2 separate regions of the Homo sapiens genome follow, and region 1 is linked to region 2. A link is a loop called in an ENCODE intact Hi-C map of the cell type or tissue named here. Cell type or tissue: CD14-positive monocyte. All regions are shown on one strand. Links, peaks and the distances in the headings refer to the core of each region. The heading gives the core; the rest is flanking DNA. Region 1 has its middle 20 kb from the start of CD109-AS1. Region 2 overlaps CD109 (CD109 molecule).

Evidence for each region. Hi-C counts contacts between places; a loop is a spot of excess contacts. Peaks named below come from ENCODE experiments on the same cell type or tissue, not always from the same donor. Only the 100,000 strongest peaks of a DNase experiment are listed, where the experiment ranks them.
Region 1: it touches region 2 in a loop (5-fold over the local background); 98 of 110 quality-filtered maps call a loop at or near these places.

What each region holds. Positions count from the first base shown.
Region 1 is chr6:73,669,556-73,682,103 of GRCh38, forward strand. It overlaps a transcript of CD109 not described here. Among named protein-coding and RNA genes, the nearest start is that of CD109-AS1, 20 kb to the right of the region's middle. RefSeq lists an enhancer at 5,911-6,205 and a silencer at 5,911-6,205. In CD14-positive monocyte, for the core only: CTCF peaks have their summits at 6,108 (motif pointing right) and 6,308; DNase peaks (open chromatin) are centred at 2,556, 2,936 and 6,126; H3K4me3 peaks cover 615 bases; H3K27ac peaks cover 721 bases.
Region 2 is chr6:73,726,103-73,737,759 of GRCh38, forward strand. It overlaps CD109 (CD109 molecule), which reads left to right. Exons shown (of 33, transcript NM_133493.5): 4 at 4,242-4,472; 5 at 10,281-10,406. Among named protein-coding and RNA genes, the nearest start is that of CD109, 36 kb to the left of the region's middle. In CD14-positive monocyte, for the core only: CTCF peaks have their summits at 7,177 (motif pointing left) and 7,379; a DNase peak (open chromatin) is centred at 7,179; H3K27ac peaks cover 825 bases.

The DNA of each region.
Region 1 (12,548 bases), core at 2,395-10,394, 58 kb before region 2:
TATGATGTATAGAGAAGCTGTGATTAATTCTTTTGAAAAGAAATAGCTGGATTTTCATTTTTTAGGTGTTCTTTTAATAGGGCACATTTATACTGGTTTTTCCATTCAGTAATTTCAGTAAAATGAGAAATGTAGTCATGCTTTGTTTATCTTTATTTTTTTTTAATGAAAAGATTTAATACTTCACTGGCAAGTATCTAGAGCAGAGCAATAGTTTATCCATTCAATTCCTCATGAATAAAAATTGTAACCTTGTAAGTCAGTAGTTATAATGCAATGAATCAGAATATTTAAGTTCAATCCTATTAAAAAAATTCCATCAGAATTGGTTATATCAGTTGGTGAAATGACTCCAATCCCTACTGACAGGCCTCTTTGTGGAAATAAACAAACACAAAGACCCCAAAGAACAAATACCCAACAACAGAAAACCAAAACTTAATCTACAGAATGTGATTGATTGATCTACTCCCTAAACCCCAAATAAAAGCCAACAGCAATAAGTAGATAATTAAGCATGCTGTGTGGTGTCATCCTTACATATAAAGGAAAGCACAAGGCTGAGGTGAGAGGATTCCATGAGGCCAGGACGTCAGTGCGCAGTGAGCCATGATCGTGCCAGCCTGCCAGTCTGGGCAACACAGTGAGACCTGGTGTCTAAAAATAAAAAATAACAATAAAGGGATGCACTTCTACTAGGTTTTAGTTTTAACTTGTGAGCATAAAATAATGAGATGTGTGAAGGAGAGAGATCTAAGAAATAGTTGTTAAGACAGTTCTAGGACAAAAGTTCCAAAAGTATTTTGAAGGCTAGAACAATTGAGAAAAGGTATTTAATCTGTTAAATTTGCATTCTCTTTTACATTAATTTGTGTTTATTTGAAAAAATTCAATCGCTCTATTGCTTTATCGTTACCTGATTATCTCTCATGTAGCCAAGTTGCCAGCTTAGCCATTGTGATGTCAAGAGAGGCAGACCTGATACAATACTTTTTGTGGAGAAGAGCCTCAGTGAGTTAATAAGGAAATGATAATGCCTTTTATGGGGACAACAGGGTTGCTTTTGTTTTTCCTGGAAAAAAATCATGGGTGGACTGTGGGGAGGACTTTTACCTAAAGGAGAAGAGATGTTCATAGTAAAGCCAGAAACTAAGGTTATTGATATGGTTTGGCTCTGTGTCCCCATCCAAATCTCATCTTGTAGCTCCCATAATTCCCACGTGTTGTGTGAAGGATCTGGTGAGAGATAATTGAATCACAGGGGTGGATCTTTCCTGTGCTGTTCTAGTGATAGTGAATGAGTCTCATGAGATCTGATGGTTTTAAAAGCGAGAGTTACCCTGCACAAGCTCTCTTCTCTTGTCTGCTGCCATGTGAGACATGCCTTTCACCTTCTGCCATGATTATGAGGCTTCTCTAGCCACTTGGAGCTGTTAAGTCCAATAAACCTCTTTCTTTTGTAAACTGCCCAGTCTCAGGTATGTCTTTATCAGCAGTGTGAAAATGGACTAATACAATTATTAACTTCTTAATAACTCTGTGGCAACAGTGCTTGCAAGCTAAAACTCACATGAAAAGAATATACCTGCCACTGCTTTGGTCCAATGTAAGAAGAAGCAAAAGAAAATGAATACTCAGTGCCTGGTATGTGTCAGACACCATAGTAAGCAGTTACACATGTTATTTAACTCTCTAGCGTCCAGTGTTTGGTATCTTAATTTTTTTTTTTTTTTTGAGACAGAGTCTTGCTCTGTTGCCCAGGCTGGAGTGCAGTGGCGCAATCTTGGCTCACTGCACCCTCCGCCTCCTGGGTTCAAGCGATTCTCCTGCCTCAGCCTCCTGAGTAGTTGGGATTACAGGCACGCACCACCAAGCTTGGCTCATTTTTGTATTTTTAGTAGAGACGGGGCCTCTCCATGTTGATCAGGCTGGTCTCAAACTCTTGACCTTGTGATCTGCCCGCCTCAGCCTCCCAAAGTGCTGGGATTACAGGCGTGAGCCATCACGCCTGGCCTAAAAAAAGAAATTTAACTGAAATAGAGATGGAGTCTCGCTATGTTGCTCAGGGTGATCTTGAACTTGTTGGCTCAAGAGATCTGCCAGCCTCAGCCTCCCAAAGTGCTGAAATTACAGGCGTGAGCCATGGCACCTAGCCATGTTTGGTATCTTTATTCTCATTATGTAGTTGAGAAAATCTGACATCAGAGAGAGTAACCTGCTTAAGCACAGGGGTTAGAATGTATGTCAGGCTTACTCCAAATCCCCTGCTTTTTCCATGCTGAGTTCCAGTAGATCATTTATGTATTCCTCATGCACAGGGAGGTACAAGATGGTAGAATGGGAGATAGATGGAACAAATTTGGCAAAATAGTCTGTAGTAGTTGATTAACCTATTCTTTACCTAGTGTAGATTTGAAATTTTTCATAATGAAAAGGTTTTTTAAGGAATATACTGTTTTTAAAGGATTGTGTGGATCTGTTTCCTCATGACAGTAGGGTATAAGAAACGGAATTAGAATGTTGTCTAGGTTTCCAAATCACCACCTGTTGCACAACAATGAAGAGGGACAGGGTGGGGATGACTGGGTTTTAACTATGTAATAATTGGAATTCCTTTTGAAGCCTTGTGTTGTATTGGCCATTGAATCCAAAGGTAGGATAATTTCCTTAAAACTTTATCATAACATTCAATTTATACATTCCCATGCCTAAGTAATCAGAAATAAACCAATGAGAAACAATGACTCTGAGACAGAACTGAAGCTATCATTTAAAGTCCCTTCAAGCCTGGACAACATGGTGAAACCCTGCCTGTACTAAAAATACAAAAAATTAGCCAGGGCGCACGCCTATAGTCTCAGCTACTCGGGAGGCTGAGGTGGGATGATGGTTTGAGCCCTAGAGGCAGAAGTTGCGTGAGTCCAGATAGTGCCACTGCAGTGAGCCTGGGCGGAAAAAAAAGGAAGTCTATCCCTTCTAAGCTTTATAAAGTCATGATAGCTTTAATTTCCTTAAACCAGCGTCATAACATTTAATTCACTCATTCCTGTGCCTAAATAATCAGAAACTGTCAACAATGAAAACACCCACTGAGACTTAATTGAAACTATAGAAATAATGTTGGCCGACTGAGCTTTCCCAGAATAGTTGGAATCATACAGTATGTAGTCTTTTCAGATTGGCTTCTTTCATTATCAATAAGCATTTAAGGTTCCTTCATATTGTTTCATTGTTTGATAGCCATTTCTTTATTTTCTTTTTCTTTTTCTTTTTGAGACAGAGTCTTGCTCTGTCACCCAAGCTGGAGTGCAGTGGCACCATCTTGGCTCACTGCAACCTCCTCTTCCTGGGTTCAAGCAATTCTTCTGCTTCAGCTTCCTGAGCAGCTGGGATTACAGGCGTTTGCCACCACAACCGGCTAATTTTTGTATTTTTAGTAGAGATGGGGTTTCACCATGTTGACCAGGCTGGTCTCAAATTCCTGACCTCAGGTGATCTGCTTGTCTCGGCCTCCCAAAGTGCTGGGATTACAAGTGTGAGCCTGGGGTGACAGTTTTTGTATAATTTGATTTTATGTTAACTGATGGGATAAAAAAAATGTCTGGCCAATAAAGAGTTAAAGCTAGTCAAGGTCTACTAAGCAGTGCCTATTTCTTTTTTTCTTTCCTTTTCTTTTTCTTTTTTCTTTTTTTTTTTGAGATAGAGTCTCTGTCTGTCTCCTAGGCTGGAGTGCAATGGCATGATCTCCGCACACTGCAGCCTCCTGCGGGGTTTCCCCACGTTGGCCAGGCTGGTCTCAAACTTCTGACCTCAAATGATCTACCCACCTCGACCTCGCAAAGTGCTGGGATTACAGACGTGAGCCACTTGAGGTCAGGAGACTAGCCTGGTGAACATGGTGAAACCCCGTCTCTGCTAAAAATACAAAAAATTAGGCCGGGTGGCACGGTGGTGGCTCATGCCAGCACTTTGGGAGGCCGAGGCAGATGGATCACGATGTCAGGAGTTCGAGACCAGCCTGACCAACATGGTGAAACCTTGCCTCCATTAAAAATACAAAAATTAGCCGGGCATGATGGCGTGTGCCTGTAATCCCAGCTACGCAGGAGGCTGAGGCAGGAGAATCATTTGAACCTGGGAGGCAGAGGCTGCAGTGAGCAAAGGTTGCACCACTGCACTCCAGCCTGAGTGACAGAACGAGACTCCATCTAAAAAAGAAAAAAAAAAAAAAAAAATATATATATATATATATATATATATATTAGCCAGGCGTGGTTGCACATGCCTGTAATCCCAGTTACTCCGGAGGCTAAGGAAGGAGAATAGCTTGAACCCAGGAGGCGAGGCTTGAACCCAGGAGGAATAGCTTGAACCCAGTGAGCCGAGATTGCATCACTGCACTCCAGCCTGGGTGACAAAGTGAGACTCTATTTCAAATAAATAAATAAATAAATAAATAAATAAATAAATAAATAAATAAAACAAAAACTAGCCAGGCACAGTAGTGCTCACCTGTAATCCCAGCTACTCAGGAGGCTGAGGTGGGAGAATCACTTAAACCTTGAAGGCCAAGGTTGCAGTGAGCCAAGATGATGTCACTGCACGCCAACCTGGGCAACAGAGTGAGACCCTGTCTCAAGAAAAAAATAAAAGAATTACTTTTTTGGCTGGGCGCGGTGGCTCATGCCTGTAATTTCAGCACTTTGAGAGGCCAAGGCAGGCAGATCACCTGAGGTCAAGAGTTCGAGACCAGCCTGGCCAACATGGTAAAACTTCATCTCTACTCAAAATACAAATAAATTAGACAGGTGTGGTGGCGCACACCTGTAATCCCAGCTAGTAGGGAGGCTGAGGCAGGAGAATAGCTTGAACCTGGGAGGCAGAGGTTGCAGTGATCTGAGATTGTGCCACTGCACTCCAGCCTGGGCAACAGAGCAAGACTCCATCTGAAAAAAAAATTACTTAAAAAAAAATTTTTTTTTTTTTTACAGTTAGGAGCATCTTTTCATAGTTTTATCAATAACTGTATTACCATTGTCACACTGTGCTAAGGTCTGAATGTTTATGTCCTTCCACCCACTACCCCAAATTCGTATGTTGAAACCTAATCACCAATGTGATGGTATTAGGAGGTGGAGGCTTTGGGAGGTGATTAGGTCATGAGGGCAGAGGCCTCATGAATGAGATTAGTGCCCTCATAAAAGAGGCCCCAAGAGAACTGCCTTGCCCCTTCTATCATGTGAAGACACAGCAAGAAAGTATTATCTATGAACTAGGAAAAGGGTCCTTACCAGACACTGAACCCACCAGCTCCTTGATCTTCCAGCCTCCAGAACTGTAAGAAATAAATTTCTGTGTTTATGTCTATTTTGTTACAGCAGCCTGAATGGACTAAGAAACATTGTTACAGACATATCTTTTTTTTTTTTTTTTTGAAATGGAGTCTCACTCTGTCACCCAGGCTAGAGTGCGGTGGTGTGATCTTGGCTCACTACAACCTCGATCTCCTGGGCTCAAGCAATTCTCCTCTCTCAGCCTCCCAAGTAGCTGGGATTACAAGTGTGCATCACCTTGCCCAGCTAATTTTTGTATTTTTTATAGAGACAGGGTTTCACCATGTTGGCCAGGTTGGTCTCATACTCCTGACCTCAAATGATCTGTCTGCCTCAGTGTCCCAAAATGCAGGGATTACAGGCTACAGGGGTGAGCCACAGAGCCTGGCCAGAAATATCATATATATATATATATATATATATATAAAATATGTGTATATATATAATATGTATATATATATACACACACACACACAATTTATATATATATATATATCAAATTTTTAAATTTTAAATATATAAAGATGGGGTCTCGCTATATTGATCAGGCTGGTTTTGAGTTCCTGGCCTCAAGCGATCCTCCTATCTCGGCTTGCCAAAGTGTTGGGATTACAGGTGCAAGCCACTGCTGCTGGCTTGTAACAGAAATATCTGTTCTCTTTCCCTTGATTTTACCCAGTAATCATTAACTCTGAGACACGAGAGAAGGATGAGGCTATATGGGGTTCCTGTGTTATCTCCAATAATATGTTGCATCAACTTCCTTGACCACTAGGTGGCAGGCTGGTGCAGAATGGCAGCTGCTAGGGAAACTGGACAGTGTTCTGACTGACTTCTATGGACACCAGCATGATGATGACCAGCTGCAGCAGGCTTTTCCTGTATTCAGAATGTAAAATGTAGATGAACTCAAGTGTCTGTCACCTTATGGACCTTCAGCCCCAATGACTATTCTTCATTTCTGCTTTAGACCTTCATACACAAAAAACTAAGTGTCTTATTGAGGAAAATTATTATCTTACTGTTATTCCAGGTGTCCTTAGAGAGACATCTGGAATGTACAGGGGTCACAGTCTAAAATTTTGAGTCACTTCTGAAAACCCATATAAACATGTAACGAAGATTAAAAAACAAAACAAAACAAACAAAACACCATAGAACCCAGAAGTGGTGATGGGAATTGTAAAGAAAGTATTAACTACGGTCCCTGGAGAGACACTGCAGCCCAATAGAATTATCTCCACTTTTCACTGTTTATGAGAAGTCAAAGGTTTCAGGCTGAATTGGCTTTCAGGGATCCTTCCCTGGTAAGGATCCAGATCTTTTATCTTTTACTTTACTCTTTTCTCCTTTGTAATGTTATTACTTCCAGTATTGGGAGGGGAAGGCCAGTATCTTAACCAAAATAAAGAAACTTTTGCTCTCAAGCTTTTTATATTGAACAAATTCTATTTTGGAGACTGACAAATTGATCTGCCATAAATGACCTCCATGGGAGTGACGTTGTTGTCTGGTTGAGCTACTGCCTCTGGTTCTTGAATCTTCCCAGACTCTCTCCTTCCCTCTCTCCTTCCACCCCAGCTCTTGTCTTTCATGGCCTGACTTCTGGTTCCAGTGCTAGCCTGTCCCCCTGAGGTGAGCTATTTTATATCCTTGCTCAGTATTCCAAGGTTGCCTTGTTAGTCCTGTTGCTGTGTTATTGATGAGGCTCTACGGCTGGCACCTGAACTTCTTACTTATACTACACTTCTATTTTGAGACTCTTAGTGCTATTCACACTCAAGGCAATTCACTTTTACTTTTTTTTCATTTCCCTGTGGTTTCTTTATGGAAACAAATTAATAGAAAATTCAAGAGGACCATGTGTGGTGGCTCATGCCTGTAATCCTAGCGCTTTGAGAAGCCGAGGCAGGCAGATTGCTTGAGCTCAGGAGTTTGAGACCAGCCCGGGCAATATGGTGAAACCCTGTCTCTACTAAAAATACAAAAAATTAGCCAGGCATGGTGGCTCATGCCTTTAGTCCCAGCTACTTGGGAGGCTAAGGTGGGAGGATGGCTTAAGCCCAGGAGTTTGAAGCTATAGTGAGCCGTGATTGTGCCACTGCACTCCAGCCTGGGTGACAAAGCAAGACCCTGTCTCAAAAAAAAAAAAAAAAAAAGAAAAAGAAAGGAAGAAAATTCAAAAGACTTTACAGACATACTTTTAGAACTTATAAGATTTCAATAGGGTTGTTGAATACAAGCCCAACATGCAAAAAATCTTGTATATCACCAATAACCCATCAGGTAATGAAATAAAATAAAATACACCATTTACAAGAACATTAGGCATATAAATCTGACATAGGGTACGTAGACATTTATGGAGTAAAGTACAAAATATTATTGTAGTACACAAAAACATAAATATGGAACTATACCATGCTCATTCAATTTCATAAAGGTGTTGATTCTAAGTTAATCTACAAGTTAAATGGAAACATGATGGCAATAAAAATGCTGCCACACTTTTTCCTCTGAAACTAGACAGACTAAAATTCAAATGGAGGAGTAACAGTCTAAGAACAGTCAAAAACAATTCTGAAAAAGAACTAAGGGAGGAGCTTTGCCTATTAGATATCAAAACCTAACACAAAATTATATTAATTAAAGCATGAGGTGTTTGGCCCAGTGATACACGAACAGATCAATGGAAGAGAAATGAGAACTCGGAAATAGACGGAAGGATACACAGCAAATTGATATACATGTAGTACATTAGTTATCTCTTTCTGTGAGTGATAGAAAACTCAAAGTCGCAATGGCTTAAACAAGATAGATTTTTATTTCTCTCACAAGAAGTCCAGAGGAGGGTGGGGGAGTGGTGGCTATGCCTGTAATCCCAGCACTTTGGGAGGCCGAGGCGGGCAGATCACTTGAGCTCAGGAGTTTGAGACCAATCTGGGCAACATGGTGAAATTACAAAATTAGCTGGGTGTAATAGCATGCACCTGTGGTCTTAGCTACTTGGGAGGCTGAGGTGGGAGGATTGCTTGAGCCCAGGAGGCAGAGGTTGCAGTGAGCTGAGATTGCCCCACTGCACTCCAGCCTGGGTGACACAGGCAGACCCTGTTTTTTTTTTTAAAGGATTGATAAAGGATTCAGCCCAAGATCTGGAGGCAGGTAATTTAAGAAAGTAAAGCCAAGACCACAAACCCAGAGATATGAGTGAATTCGTGATTCATTTCTATTTGGTTTGTTTCCATTTCAAGCCATTTTTATATTTCTACAATGACTATTTTCTAAATATATTACATACAGATTTATGTAATTATATTATTTTTTTAAAAAAAAAAAAGAAAAAGAAAAAGAAAAAAGAAGTCCGGAGGAGTCAGGTGTGATGTCTTACACCTGTAATCCCAACGCTTTGGGATTTGGGAGGCTGAGGTACAATTGCTTCAGCTCAGTAGTTCAAGACCAGCCTGGGTAACACAGTGAGACCTTGTCTCTACTAAAAATAAAAAAAGTTATCCAGGTGTGGTGGCATGTAGTCCCTGTGGGGAGGCTGAGGTGGGAGGATCACTTGAGCCCAGGAGTTCGAGGCTGCAGCGAACTATGATCCAGGCATTACACTCCAGCCTGAGTGACAGAGCAAGACACTTCAAAAAGAAAAAACAAAACAAAAAAAAAGAATTCCAGAGGAGTCAGGGACTTAGACTTCTATTACTGGGCATGGCCTCTTTTTCTTTTTTTTTTTTTTTTGAGCTGGAGTTTCACTCTTGTTGCCCAGGCTGGAATGCAATGGTGCAATCTTGACTCACTCCAACCTCTACCTCCCAGTTCAAACGATTCTCCTGCCTCAGCCTCTCGAGTAGCTGGGATTACAGGTGCGTGCCACCACACCCAGCTAATTTTTGTATTTTTAGTAGAGACGGGGTTTCGCCATGTTGACCAGGCTGGTCTTGAACTCCTGACGTCATGTGATCCCCCTGCCTCGGTCTCCCAAAGTGCTGGGATTACAGGCATGAGCCACCGCGCCCGGCCATCATGGCCTCCTTTTCTAAAGTCAAACTACTGGTTCCAGATGGCTGCTCCAGCTCCAGCCACCATGTCTGTATTCCACTAGAAGGAAAGAGGGAAAGAAAGGGAAATGACATGCCTCCGCCCTTTGGGGACATTTCCCAAAGGATGCACACACTATTTTCACTAACAACTCCATGGCCACACCCAGCTGCAAGTACGACTGGGAAATGTAGTTAATTTTGGGTGCCCATGTTTCAAGCTAAAAATTCTTTTACTATTTTTAGAGCTGAGCCTGGCAGGGTGACCAGAAGTGAAAATGTGGCAAGTGTGTGTGAACAACGCAGGCTCAGGGTGAGTCTTGAAGTGGGGACTGCATGGCAAGGCAAGTCCAGCCAGGATGGATGAGATAATGTCAGAACTGAGTCTAACAAAGTATATTTTGCTTGTAGAATGTCATGTGAAATGTAAAGGAATCACCATTGTTAATATAAATTTTGGAGAAAAAAGTTATATTCCAAAAGGTTTTAGAGCCCACTTCTAAAGGTTTCTGCCGTTTACAATTAAAACGTCCCTAATCCTGTACCCTTGGATAATTAAAAAAAAAAGTTTAATATTTTATCAAGCAGGGAAAGGCAGCATTTTATATTTCAGTACTAGCAACAATAGAGAAAACAAATGAGAAAAAAATAGAGAAAACAAATGAGAGAAAAATCATAGATGTTTTTCTTTTCTTTTCTGTTTTTTTTTGTTTTTTGTTTTTTTTGAGATGGAGTTTCCCTTTGTTGTCTAGGCTGGAGTGCAGCGGCACGATCTCGACTCACTGCAACCTCCGCCTCCTGGGTTCAAGTGATTCTTGTGCCTCAGCCTTTGAGTAGCTGGGATTATAGGCACGAGCCACCATGCCCAGCTAATTTTTGTGTTTTTAGTAGAGATGGGGTTTCACCATGTTGGCCAGGCTAGTCTCGAACTCCTGACCTCAGGTGATCTGCCTCCCTTGGCCTCCCAAAATGCTGGGATTACAGGCGTGTGTGACTACACCCGGGTATAGATGTTTTTCAGTGTTGTTTTTGGTGAACCATGTTTTACGTGGAAAGTTTATCATAGTGTTTTGTTTTAGAGGAAAATAAAACTATATGTGGCTGATAAAGGATTCAGCCCAAGATCTGGAGGCAGGTAACTTAAGAATGTAAAGCCAAGACCACAAACCCAGAGATATGAGTGAATTCGTGATTCATTTCTATTTGGTTTGTTTCCATTTCAAGCCATTTTTATATTTCTACAATGTCTATTTCCTAACTATATTACATACAGATTTATGTAATTATATTATTTTTTATTCTTTTTCTTTATACAATTCTTTTTGAAGAAATCTGAATTGCTAGAAGTTCAGGCAAACACATTTTTGCATAAGGAGGTAAATATAATCTTATAACAGCCATTGAAGCTTGATTGATGATACCTTTGACTAAAATATGCCAGTGTAAGGGTGTGGCATACTTAAAAATATTTAAGAGTGGGTGGAGAAATTGCCCCTAAGCCAAGACAGCTTAACCTTGATAGAAATAATTGACCTCAAGGGTGTGTTCGTTGTATTTTGTGGGGGCAGACAGGATGTGAAAAATGAGCTTTTGTGTTCTGGATGAGCAGTGAAAGGGCAGTGGCTGAAGAGAGAGCTTTGAGGCAATGGTAGACTCTCCACGTAGCTGGCCAATCTTGCCCAAAGAGAGACTCCTGCAGGGGAAAGGTCCATGCCTGAAAGTCTGGCACTTAGTCAGGACTTCCTTCCTGCAAAGAGGTGGATTGATGGGGAAGAGGGCATTTGGCCCAGTCCAGGGCTGCTACAACTGCTTAATTGTGCACTTAGTGATCCAGTGCTTTCTACCTCTCATTCCAATCTTCCCTTCTTGGGTGTCGTTTGTCTTCTGAGTTTCAAAGCACGGCGCCTGGGTTCTGGGCAGGACAAAAGTGGAAGAGCCAAAGACTGGTTCCCTTGAGGTGTTGTCTCCATTCAGGAAGAGAATGCTTTCTCTTCAGTCTTCATTTTACATCTCCTTATCCAGGATTACCATACATGGACACGTCTAGCTGGATTGAGCCTAGAAATTTGCCTATTTTTGCTTTCCAGACTCTGGCAAAGGAATACACAGCACAGGAAAGGAATGGATAGCTTTTCAGTGGCCCATCTGCAGTGCTCCCTCGTAAGACAAGTTGGTAGTTACATAGAAAGTGTCTGAAAACCAAAAGTCCATTTAAATCCATGGCTTTGTTCTATTCTCTCTCTTTTTTACCCCAGTGATATTGAGGTGAAATTGACAAAATTTTATATATTTAAGGTATACAATGTGATATATGTGATGTTTGATATACATATACATTGTGGAATAATTACCACAGACAAGCTAATTATAATATCCATCACCTTACAGTTACCATTTGTGTGTGTGTGTGTGTGTGTGTGTGTGTGTGTGTGTATGTGGTGAGACATTTAAGATCCACTCTTTAAGCATATTTCAAGAATACAATATGGTATTATTGTATTAGTCTGTTTTCACGCTGCTGATAAAGACACACCAAGACTGGGTAATTTATACAGGAAAAAGTGTTCCGTGTGACTGGGGAGGTCTCACAATCACGGTGGAAGGCAAGGAGAAACAAGTCATGTCTTACATGGATGGCAGCAGGCAAAGAGAGAGCTTGTGTAGGGAAACTTCCCCCACTTTTTTTTTTTTGAAATGGAGTTTCGCTTTTGTCACCCAGGCTGGAGTGCAATGGTACAATCTGGGCTCACTACAACTTCCGCCTTCTGGGTTCAAGTGATTCTCCTGTCTCAGACTCCTGAGTAGCTGGGATTACAGGTGCACACCACCACACCTGGCTAATTTTTATATTTTTAGTAGAGATGGGGTTTCACCATGTTGGCCAGGCTGAGGTCAAACTCCTGACCTCAGGTGATCTGCCCACCTTAGCCTCCCAAAGTGCTGGGATTACAGGTCTGAGCCACCGCACCTGGCTGGAAATTCCGATTTTAAAAACCATTAGATCTCATGAGACTTATTCACTATCATGAGAACAGCATGGGAAAGATCCCCCCTGCCATGATTCAATTACCTCCTACCAGGACTCTCCCACAACATGTGGGAATTCAAGATGAGGTATGGTTTGGGACACAGCAAAACCATATCATTCCACCCCGGCCCCTCCCAAATCTCATTT
Region 2 (11,657 bases), core at 3,658-11,657:
TACCTGTGAATAGAACCACCTTTTAAAGTGCACTTGCATTCTGACACTTGTAAGTGTAATATTTTAAATTATTTTTCAGGTCTTTATGGCTTTTTAGTGTAAAATATAAATATTTCAAGAATGTGTTAACACAAATGTGTTTTTTATTTCTGATTTACTCATTGTACTTCAAGACACTAAAATAACCCCCAATATGAAGTAAATAAAAAACATAAATTGAGACAATATAAATATTGTTTTGTACACAATATGGCAGAAAAACTTCTTTTGTTCTCTTTGTCAAATGAAGGAGTGGTTTTATTTGATTAGAAATGTTTTTAATGTGTAAGTATAATTACTAATATATTTTTAATGGAAACTATCATCTTAGATTTCTCAATTTTATTTTGAAAAATTGTCTCCGTTATGTTTGGTAACTGGCATTATTCCTGAAGTATATGAGGATAAATACTATTGTGTTGTCTCAGTTTCCTTACAGCAGTGAATCTTTCAGAGAAGGTGAAATGGCTTTAGACAGCCCAGATTAGAATAAGTAATCCTTATTTATTGTCTAGCAAGAATGTTTTTGAATGTGCTTACCTTATGTATCCTAGGCAGAGAGCTATCATCTCCTCAGAGAGTTTGCATTTATGTATACACGAAATAGATGTGCCTAAGTGAGAGTCAACATAGCCAATCCAGAGGCTGATTGATATTCTGTTGGTCAAAGCTTTGGGATATTGTCAATTCCCAGACTCTTGTCCTGCTTTCAGACAGCCTCTCACTGTGGGAACTGCACCTTCCTCCAGCCCTGTGCCCTCTGGTCAAGGAGTCCAAAATCTCTGTGGGTAAATAATTGACTCCTGTTTAAGAGCCATGGAAGTCACTTATCAAGGAACAGCTTTTTTTCCCCCTTTCCCCCACCAATTTCGGGAACCTTTTTCAGTAACTGTGGCCCCAAGACGGCAGAAGGCAATTTACCAGTAAAGATGCAGGAGCTTCTGTTACCTCATAGTGTCCACTCTGCTGTGGGCAGGTTATAACCCACTCCAGATCTGGCACAGAGAGAGAAACTTTTATAAAAATTGCTTAAAGTCAATAATCTTTTCTTCAGTCTCATTATGCGCCCCCATTGTTAACCATGGAGCACCGAGGTCTGCATTGACACCACAAGACTCTGGAGCACCACCCAGAGTACGTGGTGACACCCCGAGACATGTGGTGATGCCCCATGCTTCATACAGGCACCCAGGTCTAATGATTCACCAAGGCCCATATTGTCATCTCTGGGTGGCTTGCCCTGGGACTAACACTGAGTCTTTGAGGATCCCAAATTACCTAAATTTTATATATGGCAAGGTGGGGTTTTTAACGGGGAAAAGTTAAAAAAGCAAATTAGTTAAGGTAACCCAAAGGAACAGGAAGATAGTCAGTAATGTTTCCCCTGAGTCAGTGTCAGCTCCCTGAAGGAGGATAGAGTAGGAGGTAGAATAAAATGTTTTCGGGCATATTTGCATTTATTTTAATTCTCTGACCCTTTAGGCTGCTTGTGGTTAATAGGCTTCTTTAGCTCTAGGCCTCTGTGTCATTAATTTGACATCAGTCTTCAATCTAGCATCTGTTCTGGGGCCTCTGTGCCACTAAAAATGATAAACATATCAAATCAGGAAGAGCAATCCCATCAAATATATTTTTAAACATGAAATATTTAGAAATCGATGCCATTTATAAGCATATAATATTCTGGTTCCTGGTGTATATATTTTCTTGTTTATAGTATTAGGAAATCTGATTCAAAGAGTCTGAGGACTGAAGTATCACTTGAGAAAATAGAATTTAAGATTGCAAGTTCCAGGCTAGACTCTGCTCTACCAGGGCACAGGTCTTTGGTTCATGTTGTATCCCAAGTACCTAGGGCGTCCTGGTACACAAAGGGTGCTCAATAAATACTTCTTTAGGCTGGGCGCAGTGGCTCACATGTATAATCCCATCACTTTGGGAGGCCGAGGTGGGTGGATCACTTGAGTTCAGGAATTCGAAACCAGCCTGGCCAACATGGTAAAACCTTTTCTCTACTAAAAATACAAAAATTAGCTAGGCATGGTGGCGCACACCTGTAGTCCCAGCTACTTGGGAGGCTGAGGCAGGAGAATCGCTTGAACCCAAGAGGTGGGGTTGAGATTGGGCCACTGCACTCCAGCCTGGGCAACAGAGCAAGAGTTCGTCTCAAAACAAAACAAAACAAAACAAAACACTTCTTTATTGAATAAAAGCAAAAATTGACACCAGAAGTCATTTGAAGGTGACATACTGATTGTTTTTCCTAACATTTTATTATTAACTTTTCAAATATACAAAAAACTTGAAAATGTTTCATAATGAACACTCCTATACTTGCCACTTAGGGTCTACCATTAACATTTTACTATACTTGCTCTATCATACATCTATCCATCTACCCATCTTTCTATCCATCCATTAGTTCATCTTATTTTTAAATGTATTTCCAAGTAAATTGCAGACATCAATACTCTTCTCCCTAAATATTGCTGCTGACCATTTTATTGTTGACAGTGGTTTCTTGCACTTTCTTCATATTCTTAACCACATTGATAGCATTCTGATGTCTGCTATTATTGGAAAATCCCCTTTGAGCTATCTGTAGACAAAACTTATTTGCAAAAATGAGTCAGGATATAGTTTCGGGACCTCAGTTTTAATATGAAAATCAACTAAAAGTCAAGCATGCTAGTTATCTATTGCTAAGTAACTCTAAAACTTTGCTTCAAACAATAATAAATTAAACTTTTATTACTTCTCACAGTCTTTGTGGGTGAAGAATTGGGAACAATATGGTTGGGCATTTCTGATTTGGAGTCTCACGAGGTTGCAATCAAGATATCAGCTAGGGCTGCAGTCATCTGAAGGCTTCATCAGGGCTAACACATTCTGTGAGGCAGCTCATTCACTAGGCTGACACGTGGTTGTTGGTGGTTGGTGGGAGGCCCTGGTTCCTCCCAATGTGGGCCTCTCCACAGACTTCTTTAGTGTCCTTACCACACCACTCTGGCTTCCTCCAGAGTGAGTGATCCAAGCGAGAAAGAGAGACAACAGGGAAGAAGGTATTCTTTTTCTGACATAGCCTAATTCTAGGATTTGGAAGGAAATCACTAAGTCTGGGGAATTAGGCTTCACCTTTTGAAGGGACTAAAGTCAGAGAATTTTTGGACATATTTTAAAATTACCACATCAAAGTGTGTGTGTGTGTGTGTGTGTGTAGTGTGTGTGTCTGAAATGATTTTAATAAGAATATCCACCTGAGGGATTGTTGTGAATTAAAATGATATAGTGCAGGTAAACTGCTCAGTATGGCTCTGGTCTGCTAATGCTAGAAGGTAGGACTTCTATTGTTATTATTATTATTATTATTATTATTATTATTATTATTATTATTTTGAGACAAATTCTCGCTCTGTTGCCCAGGCTGGAGTGCAGTGGCACGATCTCGGCTCACTGCAACCTCCATGTTCAAGCGATTCTCCTGCCTCAGCCTCCCGGAGTAGCTGGGACTACAGGCGCATGCCACCACACCTGGGTGATTTTTGTAGTTTTAGTAGAGATGGGGTTTCACCATGTTGGCCAGGCTGGTCTCAAACTCCTGACCTCAGGTGATCTGCCTGCCTTGGTCTCCCAAAGTGCTGGGATTACAGGTGTGAGTTAACGTGCCTGGGAAGGATTTCTGTTATTAATAGTAGTAGTAGAAGTAGCAGCATCATCATCCCTACCAAGACTATGACACATATGCGCAAGATGCATTAGGAGAATGCATCTCAGAAAACAGGTTGAGAGAATATAGCAAGAAACAAATTTTGTGCAGAAGAGCCTTTCATCAGCTGACTGCCTCAAATAGGGTGAGCGTGGAAAAGAAGGTTGAAGGATGTTAGATATTCTGACCTGCAATAACTGTTAGGGAGGATGAATTTGCACTTGGAATAGGAAATGGCAAGGTGACTCCTGCTGAGGGAGAGCAGTGGGCTATGTGTCCCCCATTCCAGGAGCCCTGTGATGTAACTGGAGAGCAAACTGCAGGAAGTTAAAAGAGGGAAAACAAATTAACTCTGATGCCTGGGAGGGGCAAATTTTCAACATCGCAGTTACTTTTGATAATACTGTGTATTTACTTTTTTTATTCTAACTTGCAATTAAAACATTTTTGAGGTAAAATAATGAGACCTTGATGTGTGATCTCTTTTTCCCCCCAGCTACCTCTGAACAGTGCAGATGAGATTTATGAGCTACGTGTAACCGGACGTACCCAGGATGAGATTTTATTCTCTAATAGTACCCGCTTATCATTTGAGACCAAGAGAATATCTGTCTTCATTCAAACAGACAAGGCCTTATACAAGCCAAAGCAAGAAGTGAAGTTTCGCATTGTTACACTCTTCTCAGATTTTAAGCCTTACAAAACCTCTTTAAACATTCTCATTAAGGTAAGTGCCAGACAGAAATGAAGCAAGGAATTCTAGCCATCTTACTAAACCCCTCTGGGAAGTTCTGCTTGTGTTACTGACACTGGAATATTTTAGAATTCACCTAAGATAAGCTTCCCTCCCAACATGGAACTCCTCTAATAGGAAAGAAGGTGGTGCATGCACTGGGTTAAGAGCTCAGCCTCTAGAGTCAACCTGCTTGAGTTCCAGGCCTGGGGTCTTCATTGATTTATACAGTTGTCAAACATTTATTAAACTTCTGTGTTCCAGGCACAGCGATAGGGCAGTGAACAGAAGAGATTAAGTCCCTGCTGACACTGAGTTTATTTTTCAGTGGGTAGTAGGAGACAGACATAATAAATAAACATACAAATATATATTTATAAAGGGACAGATATGTATGTATTTGTGTGTGTGTATGAGAGAGAAAAAGGGAGTGAGAGACAGAGAGTTTGTGTTTGCTATTTTCTTTCTTTCTTTTTTTTTTTTGAGATGGAGTTTCACTCTTGTTGCCCAGGCTGGAGTGCAATGGCACGATCTTGGCTCACTGCAACCTCCGCCTCCTTGGTTCAAGCGATTCTCCTGCCTCAGCCTCCTGAGTAGCTGGGATTATAGGCATGTGCCACCACGTCTGCCTAAATTTGAATTTTTAGTAGAGACGGGGTTTCACCATGTTGGTCAGGCTGACCTCGTGATCCACCCACCTCAGCCTCCCAAAGATGCTGGGATTATAGGCGTGAGCCACTGCGCCCAGCATGTTTGTTGCTTTCTCTAGGGTTGTCTGGGAAGACTGATTTGAGCAGAGAGCCAAAGGCAGTAAAAGAAAATAAGCCCATACAGAGGGGGAAGCACATGGAAAGGCCCTGAGGGGGAGCTTGTTTGGCGCATTGGAGGAACAACAAGCTGGCAGTGTGCTGGAGCCCCGGGGCGAGGGGACAGGTGCTAGGACATGAGGTCCTATACAAGTAGGTGGGTTAGGGTGGGGCTCATGCAGGGCCTTATTGGCCATGATAGGGACTTTGAAACTTATGCTAAGTGAAGTGAGAATTCACTGGAGAATTCTGAGGCAAGACTTGATGTAATCTAACTTAACATCTTAAAAGGATCACTGTCAGCTCTAAGAAGAATAGATGCTAGATGCTAGCTGTGTGATCCTGGGTAAATTTATTAACCTTCTAGAACCTCAGTTTCCTTATCTAGAAAATATGTAATAATAAAACCTCAAAAGGTTTTTATGAGGCTTAAGTGAGATAATTCAAGTAAACCATTTAGAACTGTGTCTGGCACATAGTACATGCTCACTAAACGTTAGCCATTATTATTATTTTAGGAACCCCTTTTGAAAGGTAGTAGTTTTGTCTCTGCTGCTTAATACTCTGATGATTTGGAGGCACTGTGGTTAGCACACTGAGTGCTTTCCTGTGAGAATCAAGTTGAAGACAACTGAGATCCAGCTGGGCCTGGTTTTCTGTATTTAAACGGAGAAGAACACTGGACATTTGATCATTACTTGGAAATAGGGTGACTAACATCCCAGTCTGCCTGGGATGCCTCTGATTTTAAAACTGAAAAGTCTCTGGTCCTGGGAACCTCCTTAGTCTCAGGACATTGGTTACTCCAGATATTCTAATGAATAACATAGTGTGGAAGGTAAAGTAGGCCTTTTAGTTTGGTATCTTCCTATTCTTAGTTTATTTGTTGTTATAAATTAAAACAACAAAACCCAATCAAATAAACATGTATACATTTAACTTTGAGCCAAGATATATTTGTAGCCAGTATCACATTTGTTGCCATGGTGTTCAATGCATATTGCTTGAATTGAACTAGCATTATTTCAGAGTTTGCCTTTGGTATGTAATGGAATGTTTATAAAGCAGGTTGACATAGTGAATAGTATTTCTAAATTCATGTCACCCCCCTGAGCAGAGTTGAACTGACTCCATTCATACCATCTTTCATCATTTATCCACATATATGGAGAGCTTACTGTATGTCAGAAAGGATGTGTACAATAGATGGTTTAATAAATGTCTGGCTATCTCTGGGTGTTTACATTCAATGCTTCCTTCTACTGCAGGCAAATAAAAGTTAGCACTGCATAAATTGCCTGTTCTAGACATCAACCCAGAACTAACCCTGCTGGTTCTGGATAATTAGTCTGTGCATTTTCATAGTTCTGCCTGTCTACTCTGCTCTAGTATCTTCCTTTGAATCTTTGATTTGCAGATTCTTTGGGCTCTTCTGTGCAGTTTGGGACTTAGCAGACCACGTTTGGCTTTCTGGAAAGGGCTCAGAGAGACTTTCCTCTTATTAGCTCTGGTACTGATATGACTCTCTTGGCCAGGGGAGGGGAGTTTAAACTAAAATTCTACCTGGAACCCAAAGTGTTTTGGAACTATGAGTGAGGGGTGGCCATGCTCCTGTCTCTGTACCTGGGAAGTGATGCTCAAATGTGGACTTAGGTCTAGCTGCCTTCCTCCTTGTAACTTGCAGAGGCCAGGTGGGAGCAGTAATGTGAACTCTTTCAGCTGAAAACAGACATTTGGGCCAGGTTTACAAGTCTATGATATTTTCTACATCTTTCAGTGTGGAATAATTGGTGTCTTGGCAAAACTTTTCAGAACAAATTGGGACTTAGCCTGAACTGGAGCCCCTGACTGAGACAGTTGTACTCCTTGGCACAGCACCACCTGCAGGCTGATGTGGAGAAGTGCACCTGAGAGTTAACGGGGCCCATCTTGCCCAGCTAGAAATGGCTGCAGGATGTAGCTAAGATACTGACTGTCACAGCACCTTCAGGGTGTTCATTGTTGTTCTTGGGGACTGCAGGCCATCTTTGGGTGTTATTCATTTTGCATGCCCCAATAACTGGTCTTCTCAGGAGGGAAAGGAGCTTCGAGGCCTTTTGGCAGTAGAAAAAACATAACCTATGTCTCCCACGCTTCTGGCCTCCTCTAGCCAATTTGGCCTGACACAATGGAATTGAGTGCCTCTGACACTGCGATGGCAGCTGGCATGGCTGGCTTCTGCTCTGACCTCTCCATCCAGAAGTTGTTGGTGCTAGTACGGGTGAATGATCTTGTAGGGGAACAGGTGTTATTGGCTTGGGGGTATATCCTGTTATTGTGCCCTGACACTCAGTTTTGGAGCAGTGGTGGCTAACTCAGAACCTGACCGCTGGCCAGGTGAAGAAGCTACCTTATTTGAGTGATTTGAATTCTCTAATTCTACAGGCTGGACAGACATGTTATTCACACATAATCCAGAAATAGTCCTCACAGACATATTCTCCAGCCAGGGAGCTTACTGCTTGAGACAATCAGGTACTGTGTGCTGTGTTGAGGCATCTCAGAGATCCAGAGCGATCTAAAGGTGACTCGAAGGGCATGTGGGGCCACTATTCCAGGATCTCTGGCCTGCAGCTTTTCTGGCTGTGACGGGGGTATTGCTCATACTGTACATGGCTGTGTCGTAGCAGCAGATGGCCGCATGCAAATGCTGGGCTCCGCTGTGACATCACCATGCTTGGCTGGTTCAAATCCTGATGTGTCTTGTAGACTTCTGGTGTTTCTGCATTCTCTCCCTCTGCCTTATTGGTAACAGTTAGACCTAGGTCCAAGACAGGCTTGGGAAAGCAGAGGAATTATCTCATTCTCCCCCAACCCTCCAGATCCCCCAGGTACAAAGCCATCAATGAGGTCAGTTCAGACTTCATTGTCCAGGAGAAATGTATGCCCTCACTACCATAATGTTTCAGTAGAATATGGACATTCCATTTTCCTACACTTCAGGTAACACCAAGAATTATTGTTATTATTATTTTTATCTTTGTCAGACTGACAGAAGAAACACAATATTGTTTTCATTTGTATTTCCTTAATTACTAGACAGCATATATTTATTGGCTATTTGTATTTCTTCCTTTGTTCCTGAGCCTTTGAACTTCATAGCCCTCCCATGCGTCATGCTGTGGCAGGCACAGTAGGGCCAACTGCCCATTACAATGCCTGGCCCAGGAGTTTACCAAGGATACAGTGACCTGCTTGTTCTTGACTTGCTTTTGGTCTCTGGTTTTCACAATTGGTTTCTGGCTTATTAGACTGCTTTCTGCACAGTTCTCAGCATTGTACTTACCCCTAACTGTCATATCTCCACTCTGGGAGAGAGGTTTCTTCTGTTCTAATAACTGGCCCCACTCACTACTTCTAGGCAAAGTTTAGAGGATAAGTCTAAGGGAAAATATTCAACCCCTGCTCTCAGTCACAGTCTAGTTGGGAATAATAAAATATAGATTTTTGGCAAAATAAAATATGTAAAATAAACATATTTTACTGCCTTTAACAAAAATATGTATTCAAGAGAGATAAACTCCAGATATACTAGGGACTTTCCAGGAAGAAGTCACCTCTGCCTATTGGAGGCATGTATAGGAGGCAAGAAACTGAAACTGATTTCACCAGTGGACAAGGAAGGGAGGGATTTCCATGCAGCAGTTGCAGAGACCTACATGCATGGGCTTTTTGGGAATAAACTGCAAACAAATCCGTATGTTTGGAGGAAGATGAGCCTAGAAATGTAGATGGAGTAGTATTAGTAAGGGCCTTGTAAACTAGGCAAAGGAGTGTAGACTTCCTGTAGGCAAACAAAAGCCATGGGTACCTAGTGGTCTAGTATAATCATCATATACTATAATTAGGGACTATAAAAAGTGTATAGCCACTGCTTTTTATATGCCAGGGACTGTGCCAAGTATTTCAACCACTGTAACTCATTCTCAGATTTGCGTTTCAGATGGATCACACTGTTGGCAGTGGGGAAGATGTATTGTAGAGGGCAAGACTAGAGGGGGAAGATTAGTTGCATTAGTTAGAAAATAGGACATGGTGGCTGGATGTGAGGATGGAAAGAAGGAGACAAATTAGAGATATATTAACCTAACAAAGTTAAAATGTCAGGAAATGTGAGAGAGGAATCTAGGATGACTGCTGGAATGGCTTGGATAAATGTTGCATGAAGGGATTGTTGTTTGGGAGGTTATAGGAAGAATGAAGTGTTTTCCATGTATATCCGTGATTAAACATCTCTCTAATATGCTTTTGTTGAGTTAAAAGGCAGACATGAGTTTGGATTCTGAATTTCATCATGCACTGGTGCTGTAATATTGAGTCATGCCAGTCACTTGAATGCGTACCTCCCTCTCCAGGCATCAGTTTTCTCAACTATAAAGTGAGGATAACCATGTCCTAAAGGAGAATTGTAATGATTAGAGATAAGGCAGAGTGCCTGACACATATTGGGCCTTTAATAAATGGGGCCTGTTATCTCTACAGTTAAATTTTCTTTTAACACTACTACCACCACCGCCGCCACCAGGGGTTTGGTGACGTACATGTTGTAGTGTTTCATGTAGAAGGAAATAGGGTGCCAGGAATTAAAAGGTGGAGCAGAATCAAGATGAACTTGGGAGAAATATGAGAAAAGAATAAACTTTGATTTGTCTTCTTTAGAAATATAGAGCCTACGTTTTCCAAAATGTTCATGCAGCATTCATCCAAGCCATTCCAGCAGTCATCCTAGATTCCTCTCTCACATTTCCAGACCTTTTAACTTTGTTAGGTTAATATATCTCTAATGTGTCTCCTTCTTTCCATCCTCACATCCTGCCATCCAGCCATATTTGTGCCGTATTTTGGAGTAAAGTTCTGGACCTGGGTGGGAATGCTGCAAGGCATTATTCCTAACCTGATAGGATACACATGCACATGGGCAGCCTCTACATACTTACATGTCTGGTTTTCATTTTAGGACCCCAAATCAAATTTGATCCAACAGTGGTTGTCACAACAAAGTGATCTTGGAGTCATTTCCAAAACTTTTCAGCTATCTTCCCATCCAATACTTGGTGACTGGTCTATTCAAGTTCAAGTGAATGTGAGTATAAATATATTTTTTGGGGGGAATGTTAAAGTGATTTAATTAGGTCAGGTGGGGGAAAATCTCCAAAGTCATTTATACAATGAAGAGAAAAAAATTAATGTGAACATTTAGACAATTTAAACGGTTTATTTTTAATTTATGATGTTTATCAAGGGTTTATTTAGCTTTCATTCTAACATATTAGAATTTTCATAACTGTTGTCTTTTTCTATGATATGATGTTTAAAGGTTAAAACATTTTGACATTTTAGTACACAATGTTTACTTATTTGTTTCATGCATTATTTTAAAACTAAGTAATGAACACATAGCTATTATTTGGCAAATTTTATGCCTTAGAATAATGACTCCTAATGAGTGATTAGATTAACCTACTTTTATCTTTGTTTTAAGAAACAGTGACTTAAATAGCTACACCGACTGCTATTCCCCAATCCTTTTTCCCTAGCTTCTACACCTATTGCCTTTACTTGCTGCCAACTTGTATAGCTCTGAAATCTAAATGGAGGGCATTAAATGGCATATAAATCTAAATGGGGGGCATTCATTGGAATGAATGAGACATAAACACAATGGGATGGAAACAATTTTAAAAAGCAATGAGACTTAACTGTTTTATGTGATATAAATTGGTCATTTAGTATATAACATGTAAACCTTTATATTTTTCTATATTTATGTGACATATAAACATATAAGATATAATCAACTTTTTCTGTATCTAAAGGGGAAGATATGTAATATGAAATGCATGAAATTGTAGCTTATTCTAAGCATTGTTGCTGAGCCTTGAGTAGGTGGGACTCGTGTGTGAATTGACCTGTATGAATGAGAACAGTGCTGGAGGCACAATGGACTCTCAATATTTGCTTCATGGCCACCCTGCATCTTTATGGGTGTTTGTATGATGTGTTTACCAATATTATTCTTTTTAAGGTAGCAGAAGCTCTACCGAATGAATGTATGATGTGGTTTTAAAGAACATTTGAGGCAATATTATGAAAGGGGCTCATACTGTTAGAGAACAATGTAATGCATAACCATTAAAGTCATGGACAATTTTCAGTGAGGTCTTTGCTTATTTCCTTACTTATAACAGTGTAATAATAACCACTGTTATAAATGGCAGCCTAGAGCAGGATGTGATGAGTTCTAGGGGAAGTGGAATTCTTTATATCTGAGCTTGTAGAGAAAGTGGAAAGAGTAGGCATTTGTGAAACTTAGAAAATAGGGAAAAATTTGTGT